Regions from separate parts of the Homo sapiens genome. Here region 1 is linked to region 2. The links are chromatin loops, found by intact Hi-C in ENCODE. Cell type or tissue: endothelial cell of umbilical vein. All regions are shown on one strand. Each heading gives the region's core, and the rest is flanking DNA. Links, peaks and the distances in the headings are about the cores only.

Region 1 (8,000 bases), core at 1-8,000, 300 kb before region 2:
CACACTTTAGAATCATCTCAAGTGGCTTTTAAAAACCCTGATGCCCAGGCTGTACCCCAGAACAACCAAATTCACCTCTCTGGGGTGAATTCCCTAGCTATTCCCATGCAATCAAGGCTAAGAATCACAGTCATTCCAAACTTAGCATTTTTAGATCTTGGAATACCTTAATGATAATAAACTCTATGTGGCTTTGTGTTATGTTGGCTAGACCTATGATTCTCAAACTTAGCTACAGATTATAATCACCTGGGGAGATATTAAAACCAATGATGCCTAAATCCCACCCCTAGAGATTTGAATTTGACTGGTTGGGATGGAGGTCTCAGCACTGGAAATTTATTAAAGCTCCTGGATGATTCCAAGGTAGAGCAACATTTGAGAACCGCTAGGATAAGCCTTAATCTAATGCCTTTGGCAATGTCCTGAGAGCTGCCCAGGGCACCTGTTGGTGCTGACAACTTAGTAGTAGCAAGTGAGAAACTGCTAACTCACCTGCTGAAGAAACCAGAGCCCTCAGGGCCTGTGACTGTTGTGTGCAGCATATTGAAGGTTTTTAGAAATCAATGGAGATTTGGTTTTGAGTGTTTGTTGTTTATTTACATATACCTCTATTTTCCTCCCTGTTCTTGTCAAACTTCATTCACTTTTTTTTTTTTTTTTTTTTTGAGATGGAGTCTTGCTCTGTCGCCAGACTGGAGTTCAATGGTGAGATCTTGGCTCACTGCAACCTCTGCCTCCTGGGTTCAAGTGATTCTCCTCCCTCAGCCTCCCGAGTAGCTGGAATTACAGGCACCCGCCACCACACCCAGCTAATTTTTGTATTTTTAGTAGAGACGGGACCACCATGTTGGTCAGGCTGGTCTCGAACTCCTGCCCTCAGGTGATCTACCTGCCTTGGCCTCCCAAAGTGCTGGGGTTACAGGCATGAGCCACCGCGCTCGGCCTTCATTCACTTTTGAGGGCAACAGGTGTGTTTCCTGTTTAAACTCTGTAAGAGGAAAGTGATGGTTTCCTCTCTGGAGGTTCTGATCTTGGAGGCATCCTCTTATGAAATCCTTAAGTTTCATTCCTCACCGGCTCTGCCCAGATGGCATAATTCAATGGGAGGCCTAAAGCTGCACTGATCAATAAAGTGGCCACTAGACACATATGGCTATTTCAATTAATGAAAGCTAAATAAATGACTGTTCGGTTTTTCCATTATACTAGCCACACATATGTGTTCGATAGCCCCATGCAGCTCGTTGCTACTGTACTGAACAGTGCAGCTATATAATCTTTCCATTACCTCAGTGGAGTGTGATAATAAAAAAAAATTAAATAAATAAATAACATTTCCATAATCACCAAAAGTTTTATTGTTTGGTGCTAATATAAAAGTTAGCCTGCCCACCCCAGATTCCCCTATAAGCCAGGGCTTTCCGATTTACACCCCTACTTCTAACACTGCCTGGCCCAGCTTCTCACTGCCCCAGACCTCCCAGTCATTTCCCCACCCGCTTGAGGGCTCAGGAACAACCTGCTTCTCTTTCTCTCCATTTAGTTCCTCCCATCAACCTTGAGGATGTCAACATCCACACAGACAGTTGTCCCACACCCTGGTCACACAGTTCCCCAATTCCTAGACTCAAATTGATTTGTGCAACATATTTTTATAGAGCATCTACGTTTCTATAGAGCCCCTACTCTGTGCAGACACTGCCCGAGCCATGGGGAGGGCATATATTCACGGTCCTCACAGGGCTTCCAACCTAGTCGGGGAGGTGGACGATAAACCAGTGGACAGATAAATCACGTGACAAAGTAGGGTAAGGAATAGAGAGCTATGGGTTGGAATAGAGGGCTGTTTAGATGAGGTGACTGGTGATTCTTCTGAGTCCTGGAGGGAGGGAGGGAGTCATGAGAGGACCTGAAGGAAGTAATTCTGAGAAAACAGCAGAGCAAATGTCCTGAGGAGAGCCTGACTTGCATGAGGACAGCCTCCCATTTGGCAGCCATCTCACTCAGCCACTCTCACATCTGCTTTCCAAACTCACCCACCCTCTTGTCCTTCCACCCTGCTGCTGCCTTCCACATTGTCCTGCCCTATTTGCACATCCTCCAGACGTGTAGGTGGTGAGGTAACTGAGGCTCAGCAGAAGTGCCTAATGCCCCTTCTTACAGAGTCCTTTGAACCCTGCCCTCATGCCCCCTCCCCACAGCTTCCTCAGCTTCTCCCCCTTTCATGGCTCATTCCCACCAGTATTCAAACTGGATTCTAGGCTCTCCCACCTGGAATTACAACTAAGCAGAAAACCCATCTAAACTCCACATCTTCCTCTAGCTCTCAATTCATGCAAAATGCATTGAAAGTGATGGCAATATAGGTGTGTTGGTTATATTATTTAAACATTTCCTTTTTTAAAAAAATGTTTAAGACTTTTTTTAGAGTAATTTTAGGTTTGCAGCATAATTGAGCAGAAGGTACAGAGTTTCTATATGCCCTCTGCCCCTAAACATGCATGGCCTCCCCACTATCAGCATCCCCCCTGGGTTGGTGCATTTGTTACAATTGATAATCCTGCATTGACACAGCATTAGCATTAGCACCCATGCTTCTTCTTCTTCTTATTATTATTATTTTTAGAGACAGGGTCTTGCTCTGTTACCCAGGCTGGAGTGCAGTTGTGCAATTGTAGCTCACTGCAGCCTCAAACTCCTGGGCTCAAGTGATCCTCCCACCTCAGCCTCCTGAGCAGCTGGGGTTAACAGGCACATGCCACCGTGCCTGGCTAATCTTTTTTTTTTTTTTTTTGTAGAGACAGGGTCTCACTATGTTACTCTTGGCCTCAAGAGATCTTCTTGCTGCAGCCTCCCAAACTGCTGGGATTACAGGCATGAGACACCATCCTCAGCCTAGTGTTGATATTCTCTGGGTTTGGACAAATGTATAATGATGTATATCCACCATTATGGTATCATATAGAATAGTTTCATTGCCCTAAAAATCCTCACTGTTCCACCTAAAAAAAAATTTATTTCCCCCCCAGTAAATAATTAACTCTTCCAAATAGCCATCTTCCACAGGCTGCTGGCACCGCCTCACTCCAAGCCCTCTTGCCTACTTATGCCCAACCCCTGGTCCTACAGGTGCTCTTGCTGAGGTCTGGCTTCTCCACAGCTGCAGACAGGAAGGTCCCTGCTTCTGCCAGAAACTGTGTCTTTCAGAACAAAGTACTCTGGTTTTCCTCCTACCTCTCTGACAGGCGCTTCTCCACTGCAGCATCCCCCTATTCTTCACCCCATCCCTTAAATGTCAGTGTCCCCAGGACCTTGTCCCAGCCATCTTCTCTCTCTACCCTCTCTTTGGCAGACTCACCTAAGTTGATGGCTTAAATTGTCATCAACATGCTGATGTTCTTAAATCCCTACCCTCTACTCTCAACCTTTATATCTGATTCCTAACTCAGCATCCCTAATTGAGTATCCTATAGGCATCTGAACTCAATGCATGCATAGTTTGGTTTGGGCCGCACTCAGTTTGAAGTGGCGTAGGTTGAAGAATGAGTGAGCATTAGATGAGAAGCGGGAGGGGGTGGGGGGTGTGGTGGGAATGAATGAAGAGAATGAAGCTGCAGGGACAAGCAGAGGCCAGGCCAGGCAGAGCCTTGAGAGTCATGTTAAGAATTCTGTCTTTATCCAAAGGTAATGGGAAGACAACGAAGAGTGTTAGGCAGATGGAAGAGGAAGCTATGATAAGATTCGCTTTTAGACAAGCCTATTATAGCTTCACAGGTCAAAGAGGAAAGTCCAATTTAACTTCCTCCCCTGTGGCTGAAATACGGGACTGTCCAGTCCCCTTAAGCCATGTGTAGTCATGGTCGGGTGCTGCCAAGGAGCTTTCACACACACACACTGATCTCTTCCTCAAGCCTTGCCTCCAGGAGTCAAGTGGGGCCAGGCCTGGGTCTCTGGGCAGTGACCGTGTGAGGTGCCACGTGCAGACGCCCATGAAAGACGCCTCCGGAAGGCAGATGAAGAGCTCAGCCCGAGGGCTTAGCAGATCATAGACATTAAACCGTAAGTGCAGCCGGCTCACTGCCCCTCTGACTCACAGGGAGTAAATCCCTCCTGGTCAGCACAGTTTTACATCCATTTAGGAAAAGGCTTAGGAGAGCGGAAGTCCCAGAATGCCACCCACCCCAACAAGAGAGAGATTTAAATCCCACTGCCATTGAGGGCCCAGAGTTTTTTTAAGAGATCAAGCCACTAAGATCCTGAGCCTTGGGCTATTTGTATGAGCCATATGCTCTCCATTCATCCTTTCACAGGAGATGGCCCACACAGTCTCGGCCCTCAGACCCTAGACTCCTTCCTGAGCCCCCACCCACCCATGGCAGGGCAGCCAGGACCTTCATGGAACCTCAAACCCGGCCTTTGGGTGAGGGGTGAGGGAAGAAGAAAAATGGATCCACTATGCCTTTGGAAGCAGGGCTGATGTCACCGTGTTGTGGTTTTTTGGCAATAACAGCAACCAGGATAATCAGGTGTTCGTGGGTGCCCCTCCTCCCTGTGCAGGCCCTGAACTGCAGGACGTTAGGCAGACCTCACCCCATCTTCACATCATCCCCATGGGGAAGGGCTCACCACCCCCCTTTTCAGCTGGAGAAACGGAGGTTCAGAGAGAGCAGGAAACATGGCCACATACGCTAGATGGCGGCAGAACCAAGGTCTGAACCTGATTTTCCTGAATTCCCAACTCCTTTTCCTTTGCCAAGACCCTCAGCAGTGGATGAGGGTCACTGTGTGGCTGGAAAGCAAAGCTGCTCCTGCCTCCAGCGGAACAGAACCACAGTGCAGACCCAGGAAGGATGGCCGAGGTAGGGGTAGTGAGGAGGCAGCAGATGGGGAAGGAAGCTACAGAGGGGGCTCCACGTTGAGACCTGCAGGGGCCTGACAGTACTGTCCAGGGCACAGCCCAGAGTCAGCTCTCAAGGGAGAAGTGCCTCCCTTGGCAAGAAAGAAGGGCAATCGTGTGGTCAGGAGGCCAACTTTGGCAGCAGGCCAGGAGGAGTAGGAATAAAGTTGGAAGGCTGAGAGCTGGGAGAACAGAACAAAACCAATAACAGCCAAGAGGAAACAGACTCACTCTGCAGCCATTTAGTACACAGAGACACAAAGCAGCAGAAAATAGGGGCTGGTCTTTGTAAAAGCAGCTGCTGGGCGGAATCATTGTTCTGTGTGCATGCCTTGGCTGGGGTGAGGCAGGGAAGGCTTCCAGGTTCAAAGAAGTCTTCACAGTGTGCATGTGTGAGGGTGACCATGTGCATAGTGTGTGCCCGTGAAGTCACATATGTGGCATGCGGTATGTGTGTGAGTGTGACCGTGTGTGTGAACAGGACTTCTAAGAAAAGGAGCAATCCTAAAGAGAGAAAGCACTCTAAGACTGTAATCAGAAGGGGTCTGGTCATTTTCTTATTTGTTCGTATAGCTTGACACCTGCGTGTCAATAATGAAAGTAATTTGGAAAAATAAATTGTCAGAGGCTTGGCTGAAATGTTCACAAGGAGGCGTCACCCTGTTGACTGTCTGACTGTGTGTGCATTCTCATGGATGCAGAAAGGCCCAGAACCACATTCCCTGTCCTTTTCCCCCAGCCTCAGTTTAATAAATATTTTACTTCCTTGAAATGTATGTGTTCATCTTTTCCCACTTTAACACCTCATGGGCTGGATTTCAACAAAGTCTCCTCCCCACTAAGAGTCAGAGCCCAGCTGTGCCCAGGCTCATGCGCGGGTTTGGGAATGAGACTGTGGACTTCTGAGGAAAAGTGAGACGGAGGTGCCGCCAAGCCCAGGCTGCTGAGTGGGGTCCCTGGGCACCCCAAGGGACTTGTGCTGAACCCCAGTTCTTACAGAATAGACAGTTTTGAACAGATTTTCCTCCAGTCTAAGTAAATCAGGAACCTACATTCTAGTGTTGGGAAGCCACTAGCAGGCCGTGTGACTTACTCATGCCCCTGAGCCATTTCAGCATCTGTCAAATGAGTTGACTTGGACAGTTTCCCAGTGTGTGCTCCATGGAGTAGGAATCCCACAAGACAGTCCAAAAAACTGTGGATTTTTTAGTTGTTTCTGAGAAGCCCTGCATAATTTATCCCTCTCTTCAAGATTCTCACAGTGCCTATTTGCATAACAAAGGTTCTAAAAGTTCTGCTGTAGAGACATCTGTTGAAAATGGTCTAAACCAGGGTTTTCCACGTTTTGGTGGCCCTGGAACCCCATTTCACTCAACAGCCATTCACGTTTCCCAAAATTAGAGTTCAGGGGACTTGCTGGGCCGATGACATCTGAGGCTCCTTCCAGTTTAACAGCCTATGGTTCTGGCAACCCAACCCGCATGGGTTGTTCAGAGCAGGGCCTCTGAGGGTTTTGATCTGTTTGCCTTCCGCTGAGTAGGACTAGGCTCCAGAGAGAGTAATTATAGGCTGGGTGTGGTGGCTTCTGCCTGTAATCCTAGCACTTTGGGAGGCCAAGGTGGGTGGATCACTTGAGGTCAGAAGTTTGAGACCAGCCTGGCCAACATGGTGAAACCCTGTCTCTACTAAAAATACAAAAATTAGCCAGGCATGCTGGTGCACGCCTGTAATCCCAGCTACTCGGGAGGCTGAGGCAGGAGAATCGCTTGAACCCGGGAGGTGGAGGTTGCAGTGAGCCAAGATTGCGCCACTGCACTCCAGCCTGGGTGACAGAGAGTCCATCTCAAAAAACAAACAAACAAATAAACAAAAGAGAGTAATAACCTCTCCCAGAGCAGCAGTTGCCACTGGGATACTGGAAGTAGAGGCTGTAACTCTTATTTATATTCAGGGTTTTTTTTTTTTTTTTCTAAAAATAAGAAATCAATTAAACTTTAACATACATATTTATAACAGCACATGTATGTGATTTGTAAGTAAATATGCATGTATTAGAGGTACAGTTTCAAAAACTTGTCATTGACAGCAGCGCATGTTCAAAAATGTTTGGGGACTGACCTAGAAAATGTGCCTCAAGATATTAATTTATATTCAAAACCACTAGTTTATCTGATGCTTAGTAGAATGGAAAATAAATGTGTAACATGCCACACATGGTGTTTATATCTTAGCTGCTTGTTCTTTTCTTATCTCCATGTCTAACAGTCCTTATGTCTACTTCAGGCCTGGAGTATGATGCTTCGTATGTCAATTCAAAATAAACTTCCTAAGGAACTTAGATTTGTAATGTAATGATTTTGAATGCAGATCCTGGGCTATTATTTCTTGGGAATGTCTCCATTACATCATGAAATTGCATTCACTGTTGTTCACACATATATTTCTGATAATTAAGCAAATTTCTGAACACCTCTTCTAAGATTCAAAACAGTAAAATGAAACCCAATATCATTATAAAGTTATTCTCTGGCAAATAATTTAAGGAAGACAACTCCCGTATGCATTTTTTTCTTAATAGTTCAGGCTAGGTTCCTATATACAGTTCTCCCCAAAATACTTGAGTGTAATTATTTAGCAGGTCATCGGTTGTAACCCTGAGAAACAAAGCAGCACAATGTGATTTGTACAGAGAATGATTTTACCCACTACGTCTCCAACTATTTATATCTGCCTCAAATCAAAATGCTTTGGCTGAACGCAGGCATCCGAAGGAAGGCTCATCCCAGTCTAGTTCTGCTCTCAATGCTTGTGACACATAGAGTATGTGTGCCCAGGGAGAGGCTGCGTTCAGTGAAGTAGCTGGGTTCTCATTCTCATAGGGCGATATCTCAATAGGACCTTAGCCCCCTGGGGAGCCATCCCACTGTGCCACTGCTGCTGCTACTATGCAGGGTAACCTCCCTCCTTTCCCACCTATGACTTTACCTTGGCTTGGGCATTTCCACCTGCCCTGTCCATCGCTTCCTCTTGGGTTTTCTGCTCTCCACGAGAACCATCAAGCAAAACAAGAACAAAATGAGTCTTGTAAAATAAGGCATTT
Region 2 (15,725 bases), core at 3,735-11,734:
GGTCCAGCAGGGTGACAGGCTTCTAGCAAGCCATGCACAGCCCAGGCCTCCTGACCCCTTGTCTCGTGCTCATTGCTTTCCACCAGAACATTTCCACACTGCCCACCCATCCTCCCTTTCAAGGCTGGACCACAGGCTCAGCTTGATTTACCTCAACTTAGCTTCCTGAGGACCTGTCAGAGATAAAGGGTGCTCTTAGAGACTTCAGAACTCTCCTGTTACAGTCTTGACCTGCTTACCTCTGGGAGTGTTTCATCCTTCACTCAACTGCAATTAGGAAGAGTCAAGTTCCCTTTGGCGCCTAAAGGAGAACAACGGCCGGCAATCCCAGGAATCCGATCATAGAGAAGAGGGCTCAGAGTGCAGCATAAATCAGTGAGGATGTTGTCATGAACTCTCTGAAGAGGCTTCTTAGAAATATGCAGTGATAGCTGCAGTCCCTGGAGTCCTCAGATGAAATAGGGCAAACCCCTGCATTGCCGTTGACTAGTACAGGTCAATGAACAAATGACCCGCCTGTCATCAAATCATGAGTGCTGCTAACTGGCAGAGCTGGACAGTGGTCCCCCTGCAAGCTGGAAACTCGGCAGGCAGTAGAGATTCCAGGCATTGCTGCTTTAATTGCATAGCACACACCTGCCCTCACACCCACTCTTCACACCTGTGATAGTCATAGCCCCTGGATGGCAGGAGAGAGCCTGACCCTCATTTTGAGGTTGGCTCTGTGGCCGAGGGCTATTCTTGCTGTCGGCTTAAGGTCCCCCTCTTAGTTTATGAACAAAATTTCTCTGCCAGCGTGCGTTGTCTACTAACAAGACCACAAAGCCCGCCTTGCCTGTGGTAACCAAGCCCTTCTGCGAATAACCGCTCTGCTCTGTGTGGGGACGGGAGGGGTCCTTGTGTCCAAGTGTCAAGTGAGTAGTGCAAGCAGGGGGTGCAGGGGAGCTGACTGCTGTTCCTGCCTTTGTGTCACTTTGCAGGGGGACCAGACCGCCTTGCACCGGGCCACAGTGGTGGGGAACACGGAGATCATCGCGGCGCTCATCCACGAAGGGTGTGCCCTGGACAGACAAGACAAGGTGAGTGGACACTGAGCTTCCTTACTCCCCAAGGCAAGGGAAGCCAGTGGCTCAGGGGAGCTGGAGGAGCCCGCTCTGGAAACTTTTGAGTCCTCGAGGTATTATAATTCCTGTCTTACCACTTATGATTTAACATGATTAAATCAGCCTAAAATTCCTTTGAAACACTATCTGGTATCCCAGCCAATTGTAATTTTTTTTTTTTTTTTTTTTTTTGGAGAGAGGGTCTCACTCTGTTGCCCAGGCTGGAGTGCAATGGCATGATCATAGCTCACTGCACCTGGAACTCCTGGGCTCAAGTGCTCCTCCCACCTCATCCTCCCAAAATGCTGGCATGAGCCATTGTGCCCAGCTGCCAATTGTATTTTTTAAAAATCTTTTTCCTTGTTCTATGGCACCAGTGACAACCACATAAATCTTAAATGGTAAAGAAAAAAATCTAGAAATAAGGACCTATGTAGGCCTGGGTCGGGGGGGTAAGGGATGTGCCCCAGACTTTCTCTTTACTTTCTTAGATAAGTGAGCAAGTTAATTTCTTTAAACTATATTGCAGGGAAAAAAAAGTAAGCTCAACTGGGCCAAACACAGTGGCTCACGCCTGTAATCCTAGCACTTTGGGAGGCTAAGGTGGGAGGATTGCTCGAGGCCAGGACTTCAAGACCAGCCTAGTCAACATAACAAACCACTGTCTCCACAAAAAATTTGAAAATTAAGAAAATATATATTAGCAAGGCGTGGTAGTGTACACACCTGTAGTCCCAGCTACTCAGGAAGCTGAGATGGGAGGATTGCTAAGCCCAGGAGGTTGAAGCTGCAGTGAGCCATGACTGCATCACTGCATTCCAGCCTGGACGACAGAGTGAGACCTTGTCTCTTAACAAATAAATAAATAAGATTGATAGATAGATAGCAAAATTGGCCAGGCGCAGTGGTTCATGCCTATAATCCCAACACTTTGGGAGGCCAAGGCGGGCAGATCACCTGAGGTCAGGAGTTCGAGACCAGCCTGGCTAACATGGTGAAACCCCGTTTCTACTAAAAATACAAAAAATTAGCAGGGCATGGTGGCGCATGCCTGTAAACTCAGCTACTTGGGAGGCTGAGGCAGGAGAATCGCTTGAACCCGGGAGGTGGAGGTTGCAGTGAGCTGAGATCGTGCCATTGCATTCCAGCTTGGGCAACAAGAGCGAAACTCTTGTCTCAAAAAAAAAAGAAAAAGAAAAATTGATTATTTAAGGAATCCTAATGACTTCTTACATATTAACCTAATGTTTTTAAATTTTCAAACAATCTTAAAACACAAAACTTCACAATTAAGTGCAATTCAGCCTCTGCTTACTTTTTTTTTTTTTCTTTAAAGAGGCTATGCTGGGAAGAACTCTGCTTTACTTTTTAAAAATAACTTTTCATTAAAGTATAATATACATACAGAAAAGTGGACAAATAAGTGTGCAGCTTGTTGAATTTCACTAGCAGAACACACCTGTGTGAGCACCCAGCTCAAGAAGCAGCTCATTGCCAGCACCCAGAAGCCCCATACCCTGTGCCCCCTGCCCCTTGCATCCCCGCTTTCCTTTGGCTTCCTCCTTCTGCAGTCAGTCCCACTGCCCGGGCCACACACCGCCAATACAGTTCCCAGCAACCACCCCATCCCCTGGCCTTTGAGACCCTAGACTTCCCCTTGTGGAGGTCAGCTGTGTTAGGCCTTTATTTTTAGCTGTTTCTAGGGGCATGGATGTGGTTGAGTTAAAGCTGAAGCCAGAGCCTGGATGTAATTGGAGAATGCACCTGCACTGACCTCTGCTGATTGCCCTGCACCCTTCCTTCTCCGGGCTCTTCCCTCCCTGGAACTCCTGCCTTCCCGCCCCCACCCCACTCAATTCATTGCACTTAATGATATTTATTTGTTTAAAATAGTAAGCTAAGCAAATACGAGCTATGTTCATTAAATGACTTCTATTTAAAAGCAACACATTAGGCCGGGCACGGTGGCTCACGCCTGTAATCCCAGCACTGTGGGAAGCCAAGTGGATCACTTGAGGTCAGGAGTTCAAGACCAGCCTAGCCAACATAGTGAAACCCTGTCTCTACTAAAAATACAAAAATTAGCAAGGCATAGTGGTGCATGTCTGTAATTCCAGCTACTTGGGAGGCTAAGGCAGGAGAATCGCTTGAACTCTGGAGGCAGAGGTGGCAGTGAGCTGAGATCACACCACTGCACTCCACTCTAGGTGACAGAACAAGACTGTCTCAAAAAATAAAGGCCACACATTGAGGATACTTGTTTGTTTTATTTCCAAATCACTGTTTCCTCAGTCCCTGTTCATTATTTGTTTGGGGCCCTGAGGCTTTTGAATTAAGGTGGGTGAGATTAAGTTTCAGTGAAAAAAAGTTGGGGAATCGATCAGGCCCCTGAATCTTATGAAGATGGCCTCTTCCTTTGCCTGATCTTTGCAGGGTTCTCTCTGATGCCAGGAGCAGAGCAGACTCTAAGGGTGGTGGAGGTGGGAAGAAATAGATGGCATGCTATCCTGATGATGCTTTCTGTTAAACGAGAGCTGTGGATGGGGCCTAGAGCCTCTCTCAACTGGGGTTCCTAGAGAGACTTAACCTCTAATGCCTTATGAACAATCATCCATGGTTCGTCATGGATTCATTTCTCTTCTGTGCATCTAGAATGGTTCTTATGATGTATCATTTCTGGGATAATGGAGAAACTTACCACTCAAATCATCTTCTGTAGTCTGTGGCTCAGATGAGAAAGTCCAATTGAGAAAGGCCGTCTGGTGTTCCGTAAAAATCCACTGTGATGTATTGATCATAATGAGAAGAATTAGGTCTTGGGTAATGTGCCTTTCCCACCTGTGTGTCTTCCTTAGGATGGGAATACAGCCTTGCATGAAGCATCCTGGCATGGTTTCAGCCAGTCAGCCAAGCTGCTCATTAAAGCAGGAGCCAACGTGCTTGCCAAGAACAAGGTGAGGCCTGGCAGATGCTAGAATGCCTCATTCACAGGTGAGGATGGCTGTGGGTTTCTCCCCCTGTGGGAGCCTTCTTCCAGTGAGAAGAGTGAGAGCCCAGAGTGGCACGAGGAACCTGAAGGTCCATTCGGCCCAGAAGTTTCATTTGCAGAAAAGGCTAGAAGCTGATTGATATTCCAGGTCAGGAGCAAGTGCACCAACAGCGCCAAAACCCTGCTTATGTGAGAGGCCCCTGACTGCTGCTGGGAATCTACATGCGATTACTGTCCCATAGTTTTTTTGTATTCAAAAAATATGGCAATGGAGTTGGCATTAAAAAAATCAGCAAAAGAACTTTAAAATGCTAATACCGAAAATTAGTAAAGTGGGCTCCCCTAGATGCTGCTGGGAAAGTGTGATACGAATAGCCACCTTTGGGAGACAATTTGGCAAAACAAATCAGGAGCCTTAAAATGGTCCTTTTTTGGCCTGGCATGGTGGCTCACACCTGTAATCACAGCACTTTGGGTGGCTGAGGTGGGTGGATCACCTGAGGTCAAGGGTTTGAGACCAGCCTGGCCAACATGGTGAAACCCCATCTCTAATAAAAATACAAAAATTATCCGGGAATGGTGGCTCATGCCTGTAGTCCCAGCTACTTGGGAGGCTGAGGCAGGAGAATCGCTTGAACCTAGGAAGCAGAGGTTACAGTGAGCCAAGATTGCACCACTGCACTCCAGCCTGGGCACAGAGTGAGAGACTGTCGTGGGGGCAGGTGGGGGCGGGGGTGGGCCTTTTTTGGCCAGGTGCAGTGGCTTATGCCTGTAATCCCAAACTTTTAGGAGGCTGAGGCAGGCGGATCACTTGAGACCAGGCATTCAAGACCAGCCTGGCCAACATGGTGAAACCCTGTTTCTACTAAAAATACAAAAAATTAGCTGGATGTGGTGGTGCATGCCGTCATCCCAGCTACTCGGAAGGCTGAGACACAAGAATCGCTTGAACCTGGTAGGCGGAAGTTGCAGTGAGCTTAGTTCGTGCCACTGTACTCCAGCTTGGGTGACAGAGTGAGACCCGGTCTCAAAAAAAAAAAAAAGGTCCTTTTTACTTGGTACCTACCTTTCTTGGACTCTATCCTAAAAAGGTAATAAAACCTGCTATTGAAATGAAATATGGAAAAGAAAAAAATAAGCAATAAAACCAGTAAAATTTTACCGACAAAGATGTTCATGACAGCAGTAGTTATATTTTTTTAACTGTGGGGAGGGAGACTTAGAATTATGGTTCATTCATACAGTGGAATATAATTAATATTAAAATCGTAGTTTTGAAAATAATGCTTTCCACTGTTAAAGAACATCACAAAGAGATATAAGATCATATATAGTACATGTCCCAGTGCTTAATATAAATTTGTGTATTTAAAAATTTAAGCACAGAAGAATATCATCAGAATATTAACAGTGGTTATCTCTGGGAATTGAGGCTAAGATTGATTTTTATTTTTGTACCTTTCCCAAATTTTCCAGAATGAACCCATTATTTCTTTTACAATTGGGAGAAGAGACTTTTTTTTTTTTTTTTTGGATACAGAATCTCGTTCTGTCACCCAGGCTGGAGTGCAATGGCACACTGTCGGCTTATTGCAACCTCTGCCTCCTGAGTTCAAGCGATTCTCCTGCCTCAGCCTCCTAAGTAGCTGGGCATGTGCCCCCACGCCCGGCTAATTTTTCCATTTTTAGTAGAGATGGGGTTTCACCATGTTGGCCAGGCTGGTCTTGAACTCCTGACCCCGTGATCTGCCCGCCTCAGCCTCCTAAGTATCTGGGCATGTGCCCCCACGCCTGGCTAATTTTTCTATTTTTAGTAGAGATGGGGTTTCACCATGTTGGCCAGGCTGGTCTTGAACTCCTGACCCCGTGATCTGCCCACCTCGGCCTCCCAAAGTGTTGGGATTACAGGCGTGAGCCACTGTGCCCATGCCAAGAGATATACTTTATCTCAAAAATAAAAAAGCGTTATCAGTACTCTGGAGATATTTGCAGTTGAGGTAAGAAGGGTCATAAAAGGGCTTACCCTCTTTTCTTTCCCTGGATGGCCAGATTGGGTCTGTAGCAGGGGCCTGAGAATTTCCCACAGTGCACTGCCACATCACAGAGTGGTAGCTTCAGCTAATAGTGGTAGGATAATGAATCAGGTGGGCTAGAATGGGGTTCTAGGTGGCAGTAGCCTGGGGACAATGGGCAGCAGTAAGTACCCTCCCTAATACACACACACACACTATATATATATATATATGTACAATTTCATGGCCAAGTCAAATCTGAAACCATAGTATCTCTAGCTTATGACACACAGACATCTGCATACAAGATCTTCAACAGCAATGCCAGGCAAATCAAGCTATAGAAATATACCCCATCAATGAAGTGACTTCTCCAGACCTTGCATGCTGCAGGAAATAGAAATGACAGCCTGAAACTCCTTTGTGAACGTAATCTCTGTGGGAGCAAGAGAACCCACCTCAGTGGCTTTGCCCTCCGGTGAAATCTCCTGGCTCTCACTACTTTTCCATTGGTTCATTAGAGAGCATAGTTAAGCAAGCCATGCCTTCGTCATTTTCATCCGTCTCCCCTCTCCAGTCCCTCATTACATCTTAGGACATCTTCAAGTCTCACACCTGTTCCTCTTTCCATGCTCATTCTTAAGCATGCCCTGGATTATTTCAGATGCCTCAAGCAGATTGGCAGGCTCAAATCTAGTCCCTCCTTTCATCCTGCTCTTCCTCTGCTCAGCGACCTTCTCATAAAGCTCCTGTCTGACACTGTCTATAAGCCTCTGCTGGCCCACCTCTGGAGTTCCTCCTGGCTCCTTTCCCCTAGAGCACCTCCTGTGCCCTCAGAGTGGGGCTCACTGGCCTGCTTCTCATTCCTGCCTATAGACCTCCAACCTGGCCCCAGGCCCTCTCCCTCCCCGAAGACCCACTGGGCTGCTTCTGCAACTCTCCCTTGGCACCGCATGCAGCTTTGTGCTGTCGTTTCCTAGTTCATATTTTTCATGGTTCCCTCATGGATCAAAAGCTTGAGGTCTGAGAGCAGCAAGCTACGTATGGTAATATCGCCGGTAGTGCCTGGCTCACAGCTCAGGAGGTGGGTGGCTGCCCATTTCTTCAAAATGCATATGGTCTGGAACAGGAGTTGATGGTGTGTAATCACTTTTTTTTTTCTTTTTGAGACAGAGTTTCACTCTTGTTGCCCAGGCTGGAGTGCAATGGCTCAATCTCGGCTCACTGCAACCTCCGCCTCCCGGGTTCAAGCGATTCTCCTGCCTCACCCTCCCGAGTAGCTGGGATTACAGGCACCTGCCATCACGCTCAGCTAATTTTTGTATTTTTAGTAGAGACAGCGTTTCACCATGTTGGCCAGACTGGTTTTGAAATCCTGACCTCAGGTGATCCACTCACCTTGGCCTCCCAAAGTGCTGGGATTACAGGAGTGAGCCACCGAACCCGGCCTGTAATCACCACGTTTTTTTGTTTGTTTGTTTGTTTTGAGACAGAGTCTCACTCTGTTGCCAGGCTGGAGCGCGATCTCGGCTTGCTGAAACCTCTGCCTCCCGGGTTCAAGCTATTACGCTGCCTCAGCCTCCTGAGTAGCTGAGACTACAGGCACACACCACCATGCCCAGCTAATTTTTGTATTTTTAGTAGAGACGAGGTTTCACCATGTTGGCTGGGATGGTCTTGATCTCTTGATCTTGTGATCCACCCACCTCGGCCTCCCAAGGTGATGGATTACAGGCGTGAACCACTGCACCCAGCCCAGAAATTGTTTCTGTGTAAATAAAATGGCTTCAGAAGGACAGGTCAGGAAACTCATGCGTCTCAAAGGGAGGGACATTTTGTACCAGCCATAGCCCGTAGAAAGATCCTTCTTATTCAGCAGATGTAGCAGCTCCTGTCTGGGAAATCAGTACCCACTACTCAGGGTGGGGAAAAACGCCTGCTACATATATATCTACCCTAGGTCACATTTTCTAATGTCAGGTTTTGAGATATAGGTATGAAGTCACGCTGTTCTGTGAGTTTTGACAAATGTATACGGTTGTGTAACCCCCACCATAAGATATAGAATGTTTCCATTGCCCCTTAATGTTCCTTTGCGCCCTCTGGTGGCAGGCCCCCAGTCACCCTCTCCCAGCCCCGGGCAACCACGGATCTGTTTTGCTTGTTCATAAAGGTCATGTAAATGGAATCATACAGTATGCGGCCTTCTGTGTGTGGCTTCTTAAACTTAGCATAATGTTTTTGAGATTCCTCCGTGTCGTTACATGGAGGAATGGTTCACGCCTCTTTATTGCTGAGGAGTATTCCATTGTGTGGATCTACCACAATTTGTTTATCCAAACCTATGGTTTTTAATTTTCTTGGTGCAAATGCTTTTCCACATCATCGATATTTCCTTATTGGCAATATAAGCTTTGGTATGATCTATTTCTAGAGGCATCAGATTTCTTTCATTTCACTCATGTATTCAACACGTATTTAGTGGTTGCCATGAAGCCCATAACTTGCAGACAACTTGAGAGTAGTGTTTTTAAAACCTGGGCAGACCCCTTGTTGCTGAGAACTAAACTAGCAGTGGTTCTCCACCTGGCTGCACATTAGACCCTCCTGGGGAACTATAAACAAACGAAAAAGGAAAAAAAACAAAACTTAAAAAAAAAAAAAACCTGAAGACCAGGCCTGGGGTGATGGACTGTCCCAGTTTGCCCTGGGCTAAAGGGTTTCCCGGAATGTGGGACTTTCAGTACTAAAATAGGGATGCTGGATACCCATCCCCAAGGCCACATAAATCAGAGTCCCTAGAACGGTTGTGGCTGTGCACAGGGCTGGTTTGAAAGCTTCCCCAGGTGATTCTAATGTGCACCCAAGGGTTGAGAACCAGCGAGCCTGCTAGAACCTCAGGCCTGTAATCCTCCCTGTGCCTGGAGGTAAAAGTGAGACAAAAGGTCCACCAGGGCTGGTTGGAGCTAAGGTGAAGAGAAGGGGGATAAGCAAACTGGCCGCATCCAGTATTCCTCTATTTTTTTTTTTTTTAACTCATTTCTCTTTTTAAAAGATCAGGAATCTGATATACTGGAGTATCGGCAGCCAGGACTGTGAGATCCAGAAGGGTGTGAACTAGGTGAGGGAGAAGCAATGAACAGGCAGTGTAATGCTCTGAGCCCACGCACCTGCAAGCCTGACCCAGCACTTGAGCTCAGCAGAACCAACGCGGAGCTTCTGTGTTTAACCTCCTGAGTGCTTGCAGGCTCTTGGATGACACAATGTCACCTATCACACGGCCTTGCTTTCTTGTTACTTTTCTAGGGGTTATCAGCGGCCTCACATGCCCTACTCCCATAGACTCAAAAGTTCTGTTCATGTCCTGCAATTTTTTCCTGCAGTATTGCTATGGACCTTATTCTGACCCTTGGTTGTCATTGTGATGTGGTTTGTTGAGGTTCTCAAAAACAAGAAGGACCCAAAAAGCAAGAGGGTCTCAATCTGTGTCCTAAGTGATAGATGCAACTGTACTGCCTGAAAGGCAGGGCCTGGTGTCCATAGTTAAAATTTTGATGTTTCAAGAAAAATACAAGAATGGGTGACTTGAAAAAGGCTAACAAGTTAAATCTCAGTTGCATTAGCCTGCCCTTCCAGGAAGTGGCTAGTTTTACTTTTTTTAGCCCACCATTGGCAGGGATTGTAACCACAGCTATTGCCCATGTGGGGCAGGAAGTCATCTGATAGGAATTGAGTACTGTGCATGTGTCCAGCATTGTGTGTTAAGAAAACACCTTCCTAGACACTCTGAGTCAATCCCCATAGTTTTAGGATGTGGGGGTCATGCTCCATTTCCCAGGTAAGGAATTTGAGCATTTGAAAAGGCTGGCTTTTAGTTAGTAAGTTGCAGAGCCAGGACTTGGAACCAAGGTTTTATGACAAATAGGACTCTTCTGCCTGTTCAGACTCCAAATTAAATGTTCTTACCTCTGAAGCATCCCCACTGAAACCATCGGGCAAGAGGCAGAGAATGTGAGCGTTGCCTTTTCCCCCGAGTAAGTACTGCCCCTCTGCAAGGCATGCAAGTCTGTGCGGAAGCATGTTGCTAATATGTCCTCCCTCTCTCTGCCTCTCTCCAAGGCGGGGAACACAGCTCTGCACCTGGCCTGCCAGAACAGCCACTCCCAGAGCACGCGCGTCCTCCTGCTGGCCGGGTCCCGCGCTGACCTCAAAAATAATGTGGGTGAACAAAACCAGATTCTCACGTTCTCTCTTTCTTGTGTCACTTCAGAAAATAACTTCATGAGCATACTTGAACCTTAACATCTAGAAATTAAAATGTAAAAAGTATTTGGGGACTATCTCTAAAGTGTTCTTTTTTTGGCAATTTTCTAAGGGATCATTCAGGCATGTGAGAAGAAGAATCAAAAGACTTGGAAATACTGCTTTTCTCCCATCATTTTCCCTTCATGCCTCATCTTTGGTTTATCATTTCTTACAGTACGTGTCTGGCCAATTACAGACTAGGAAACCAGTTAATGTTTTAAGAAAGTCTCTACCCACATAGAGTGTTGAGTGTTGTACTATTATCAGCAAATATGAGCTGGTGCCATTTACAGGGGAGGTCCTCTAATGCCCCATGCCCAGCATCTATAGCGAGCAGGTCCTACTGATGACTGAGGCGTCCTTGGGATGAGCTGACCGGAAAGGTCACATGGGTATCGCTTCTTCACAAAGAAGCTGTATTTCCTTTATAAATCCCCTGCCTTAGCCACGTTGGCTAAATAAATAAATAAATCTGAGGCTTCTTTCTAAAGTGTCCTCAGGTGAGGGTCTCCCTGTTTGGGGTAGACTCATCTAATGCTCTGAACCTCAGCTTTGAGCTTGGTTCCGTCTTAATGCAGGGGAGAAAAGTATGCCAAGTGGCCAGTGTTCTCCAGACAGAGCTAGGATGGAAATGGCAAGAAAACACTGCAGGCAGCTTTTTGTCTCCAGTTCTTTATTGTCTTTGTGGGAACAGGGTTCTGCCTGTTGTGCTTACTGAGCATCCTGCCCCTGAGTTTTTCTTCATACCCTTTTTTTGCTCCCAGTGATTGCTTCCTTATGAGCTCCCCTACTACATAGCTCCATATAGGATATTGGGGTCCAACTGAAGTGGGATACTCCTTGAACTTCAGGGGGTACGTGTAATCTTAAGATTTGACAACCCCCCTGCTGCCCTGTCCTTTCATCCATGAGGGATCTATGCTGGGAAGGGCTCATTTCCAAAGCAATGCTGTTGGTCTTAAGTCAGTATACTACTGACCTTTTGGGTTGTAGGGAGGCTAGGGTCCCTGGATCCTCCTCAAGCACAGGTAAGCAGAGCCTGCCTTAGCTCTTGGAAAGGTCTCATGGGGAGCAGACGTCTAGTTTCATAAACGTGGAAGCAGTGATTCTGTGACCACGTGGTTGTTCTGCACAGGCAGAAAGGGAGCAGGGCTGCCCACAGCAGCAAAGAATGGCGAGCCTTGGGGTGGAGCATCTATGTTAAAAGAGCTGCTTATGATTCCCTAAAGAGTACATGATAGTCTGCTAGCTTTTAAATAACATTTTCTTTCTACTTTTCTCTATTTGTTTTGTAACTGCTCAGATTGTGCTTAGAGTTTGATTTTTGTCCGCAGGCAGGAGACACCTGTTTGCACGTTGCTGCGCGCTATAATCACTTGTCCATCATTAGGCTCCTCCTCACTGCTTTCTGTTCTGTCCATGAAAAGAACCAGGTCAGTGCATGTATTCTCTTCATGGCTGCCAGCACCCTTCCCACAAGGCTACCGGACAGGTCTGTTAGTGCAAACGGGAGCAGAGGCTGCTGGGAAGCTGCCATGTCACCTACCTGGGACTCAGCCAGCAGTGGGCTTTGCATGGGTGTCACACTGAGTTCTAGTGGCCCTGGCTTATCTGGCCTGCTAGAGAAAGTGTGCCCTTATAATTCCTGTGCATATCACCACATTTGCATATTGAACATTTTCTGGAGATCCTGGGGCAGGCTTTGTTTTTTAAATGTGATTTTAAAAAGAAAACCCACGAGGAAGAATGTGATTTAGTAAAGAAGCAAGGGAGGCCGGGTGCAGTGGCTCACATCCCAGTACTTTGGGAAGCCAAGGCAGGAGGATCACTTGAGGCTAGGAGTTCAAGACCAGCCCGGGCAACATAGCGAGACCCTGTCTCTACAAAAAATTTTTTTAAAAATTTGGCCGGCCGTGGTGGCTCATGCCTGTAATTCCAGCACTTTGGGAGACTAAGGTGGGTGGATCACTTCGAGTTCAGGAGTTCAAGACCGGCCTGGCCAACATGGTGAAACCCTGTCTCTACCAAAAATACAAAAATTAGCCAGGCGTGGTGGCGTGCACCTGCAATCTCAGCTACTCAGGAAGCTGAGGCAGGAGAATTGCCTGAACCCAGGAGGCAGAGGTTGCAGTGAACCGAGATCATGCTACTGTACTACAACCTGGGCAACAGAGCAAGACTACATCTCAAAATAAATAAATAATAAGTTAATTAAATTTAAAAATTGGGCAGAGTGGCATGTGCCTGTAGTTCCAGCTACTCAGGAGGCTGAGGCAGGTGGATTGTTTGAGCCTAGGAGTTTGAAGCTGTGGTGAGTGAGCCATGATCTTGCCACTGCACACCAGTCTGGGCAACAGAATGAGACCCCGTCTCTTTAAAGGAAAAAAAAAAAAACAAAAAAAAAAACCCACCAAGCAAGCATAGGAATTAGAAGTCTTATAACTCCCTAAGTTCTGTTCCTTGCACTGCCACTTACTTACACTTGAGCTGATAGTCTTTCATTCCCATAAAATTGGGCATATAATCTGTAGAGAGTGCCATGCAATGGGGTTTTGAAATAAAGCTGTGAATATTACCGTCTTCCTTAGAAATGTGCACAATTTCCAGCAGTCATTGGATTTGAAAATTAGATTGTCTTGGTATTTATTGACACCTATGTGGTACATTGTTTCACTTTTCTTTGTTGGAGTGCATAAATCTTAACTAAAAAAAAAAAATTAGATTGTGGTGTAGATTAAAAATACCATGGAATGGTGGTTTCTGACCCTGGCTGCATATGAGAATCAACAGGGGAATTAAGAATACTGTTCCTGGATCCCACCCCAGTTGAAAGAGTCAGAACCTCTGGGGGTGAGGTCCAGGCAATGGTGTTTTTAAAAAGCTCTCTGTCTGAGTATACAGCCACTGACCTAATCAAGTAGCACGGCCTCCCCAGTGGGGTGCTAGATCATCAGGTGACCCCTGCATAGCCCCCACCAACCAGTGCCTTTCAACCTTGGCAGCGTGTCACGGCACTTGAGAGCTTTAAAAAGTCCCCCTGCCCAGCCCACATGGTAGACCAATGAATTCAGCATCTCTGAGAGTGGGACCCAGGCATCATCATTTTTTAAAGCTCTGAAGCTTATTCCAATATTCAGCCAAGGGGAAAGCACTGTGCAGAGCTTCCCTTCAATACACATAGCTAAGTGACTCAGAAATGAAATAAAAATTTTCCCACCCCTCACAAAGATGGCTGAATGTTCATGCTACCCAGGAAAAAAGTATCAGGCGCTTTGCCTGATCACCTGATAGGAGAAAGAATGAATTGTTTCACTTCTCCTATATTTGTCTGGTTTATTTATATCATTGTGTTTGGAAAATGACAGCATTTGCATTTGGAATTGGCCCACTAAGCTGCAGTTGTCTTTATCCTCCTTTCATAGTTGATTTTGTGAAAGCATATTTCTTGTATAAAGATAATATGAACATTTATTTATAGGCTATCTGTAAGATGTAGAAAACAGTTGGTCTTGAGTGAACACTGGTTCTTGGTGTTTCCACCCGCACAAAGCATATCCTGAGCCTGCAGATGGATTGAGTCCCAGTGGCCCCTTCAGATCTACCCGCTGTAGCTGCAGGCTGGCCTGTCACCTCTCCGGTGCTTGCAGAAGTAGCCATCTTCACGGCTTCTCCTGCTCAATCCAGCACTCAGACACCAAGCAGTTTTCTGACCTCTGACCTCCCTGGGTAAAAGAACAGAGCCAAAAGTGGAATGACTAGCCTGCCTGCCCCAGGCCTCCTGCCTGTCCTCCTGTCCTCGTGAGGCTTCAGGTCCCACCATTCTCAACAACCCAGGCCAGCATTACTTTGCCCCTGCGTTTAATCCTGCTGCGTGATTTCAGGTATCCTCACTCAGAAAGAAAGGTGATATTGGTGCCGAGGTCACTTAGTTCCAAGACCTCTTTAAGTAGAGCCTCATAACGCTTTAACAAAGGGCCCCATTTCAGTCTCAGGCAAATCTCAGTTTGACTTTGAAGAGCCACACCTAGGCCAGGTAATGAAAAGCTGGGGGCTGTAGGCCATGAGCAGATGAGGTTTAGCAGACCTTCTAATCAATTCCAGGCTGGAGACACAGCACTTCACGTTGCTGCTGCCCTAAATCACAAGAAGGTGGCCAAAATCTTACTGGAAGCCGGAGCAGATACGACCATTGTTAACAATGTAAGTTGAGTTGCAACATTGCTTTCTAAAGTGGTTCCCACCCCTTTCCAGAATGGGATGTGTACTAAACCCCTGCAGACCCCCAGGCCCAGCGCACTCTGGAAGACGGGGGATCTCTGCTGGAACCACAGCCCCCAGGGCCATTGGGGTGGACTTGAAGGGTACCCCTGCTCTGAGCAGCCCCAGGAGTTGACAAGCCTTGGGGCCTGCTTTTAGCTGCCTGACTGCAGTGAACACAACCTGGCATGAAAAAGAACTCAGGGATGTCCAGTTAAACTGACGAGTGGATGTTACCCAAAGTGAGTTCCAAGCTGTAAATGCATGTGATGCTCAGAAAAATGGCCACATGGCCCTCAGTTTAGTCAGCTTCAAAATTCTAAAGCAACTCCTTTCTCTTCCACTTTGCCTGACCTCACTGTTTCCCTTTCCCTCTCCCCCTCTCACTGTGTGTCCTGCAGATCCTAGAGCAGGCACCAGCTCAGGTGCGCTTTCTTCTTCGAGGCTGTCCTGCGGTCTCTGCCCCTCTGAATGGTTCAGCAGGGCCTGGAGGGTGCAACAGCTGCTGTGTGGAGGTTTTTTTGAGGGGTGTGTGGTCTGGGACTGCTGAAGCTGGCACAAGGCTCTTCAGCTTCCTTGGCTCCTGTATCTAGCTCCCCTCTTTCTCCTCCTGCCTTCTTTTAGCTCTACAACCAGTACTGGGGGTGCAGTTCCATGATGCCTTGAATATCTTCCTTTTGCTATCAACTCCTGGGTTTTGGCTTCATCTCCTGAGAACCTACATTATGGCCATAACTCGTAGTTGCTTTTCATATTCAACTTCCTGAATCTCTCTGGCCAGCCCTGATCTGCTCCTCCGGCGTCTTCCCACTGTTTTCCAGGGGAGATTAATCACTGGGCTGGGCCTCAGATCCTCTGTGGTGTTTCCCCAACTGAAACATTCCCCCTGGATGCTGTCTGAGTGCTACGTTCCCTCCCCTCTTTGCAGGGAAGCACTCCTTGGTGGGTGGTACCCAGGCCTTGGCCTCCTAAAGCACTTCTTGCCCCCTTGGTCTGCCCTTGCCCTCTGGTGTCATATATTTTACTTAGCGTGTCTTCCAGTGTGACCCACCTCCCTCA

The links. Peaks named below come from ENCODE experiments on the same cell type or tissue, not always from the same donor. Only the 100,000 strongest peaks of a DNase experiment are listed, where the experiment ranks them.
Region 1: it touches region 2 in a loop (13-fold over the local background); 4 of 110 quality-filtered maps call a loop at or near these places.

What each region holds. Positions count from the first base shown.
Region 1 is chr6:89,307,168-89,315,167 of GRCh38, forward strand. It overlaps GABRR2 (gamma-aminobutyric acid type A receptor subunit rho2), which reads right to left. Exons shown (of 9, transcript NM_002043.5): 1 at 7,886-8,000. The coding sequence starts at 7,998. Among named protein-coding and RNA genes, the nearest start is that of GABRR2, 4.1 kb to the right of the region's middle. In endothelial cell of umbilical vein, for the core only: a CTCF peak has its summit at 4,708 (motif pointing right); a DNase peak (open chromatin) is centred at 5,104; H3K27ac peaks cover 2,068 bases.
Region 2 is chr6:89,602,049-89,617,773 of GRCh38, forward strand. ANKRD6 (ankyrin repeat domain 6) reads left to right here. Exons shown (of 16, transcript NM_001242809.2): 4 at 981-1,079; 5 at 3,959-4,057; 6 at 10,224-10,322; 7 at 11,744-11,842; 8 at 14,511-14,609. LOC124901359 (a long non-coding RNA gene) reads right to left here. Exons shown (of 2, transcript XR_007059673.1): 2 at 3,356-3,883. Among named protein-coding and RNA genes, the nearest start is that of MDN1-AS1, 29 kb to the right of the region's middle. RefSeq lists a silencer at 7,334-7,533. In endothelial cell of umbilical vein, for the core only: a CTCF peak has its summit at 8,232 (motif pointing left); a DNase peak (open chromatin) is centred at 8,213.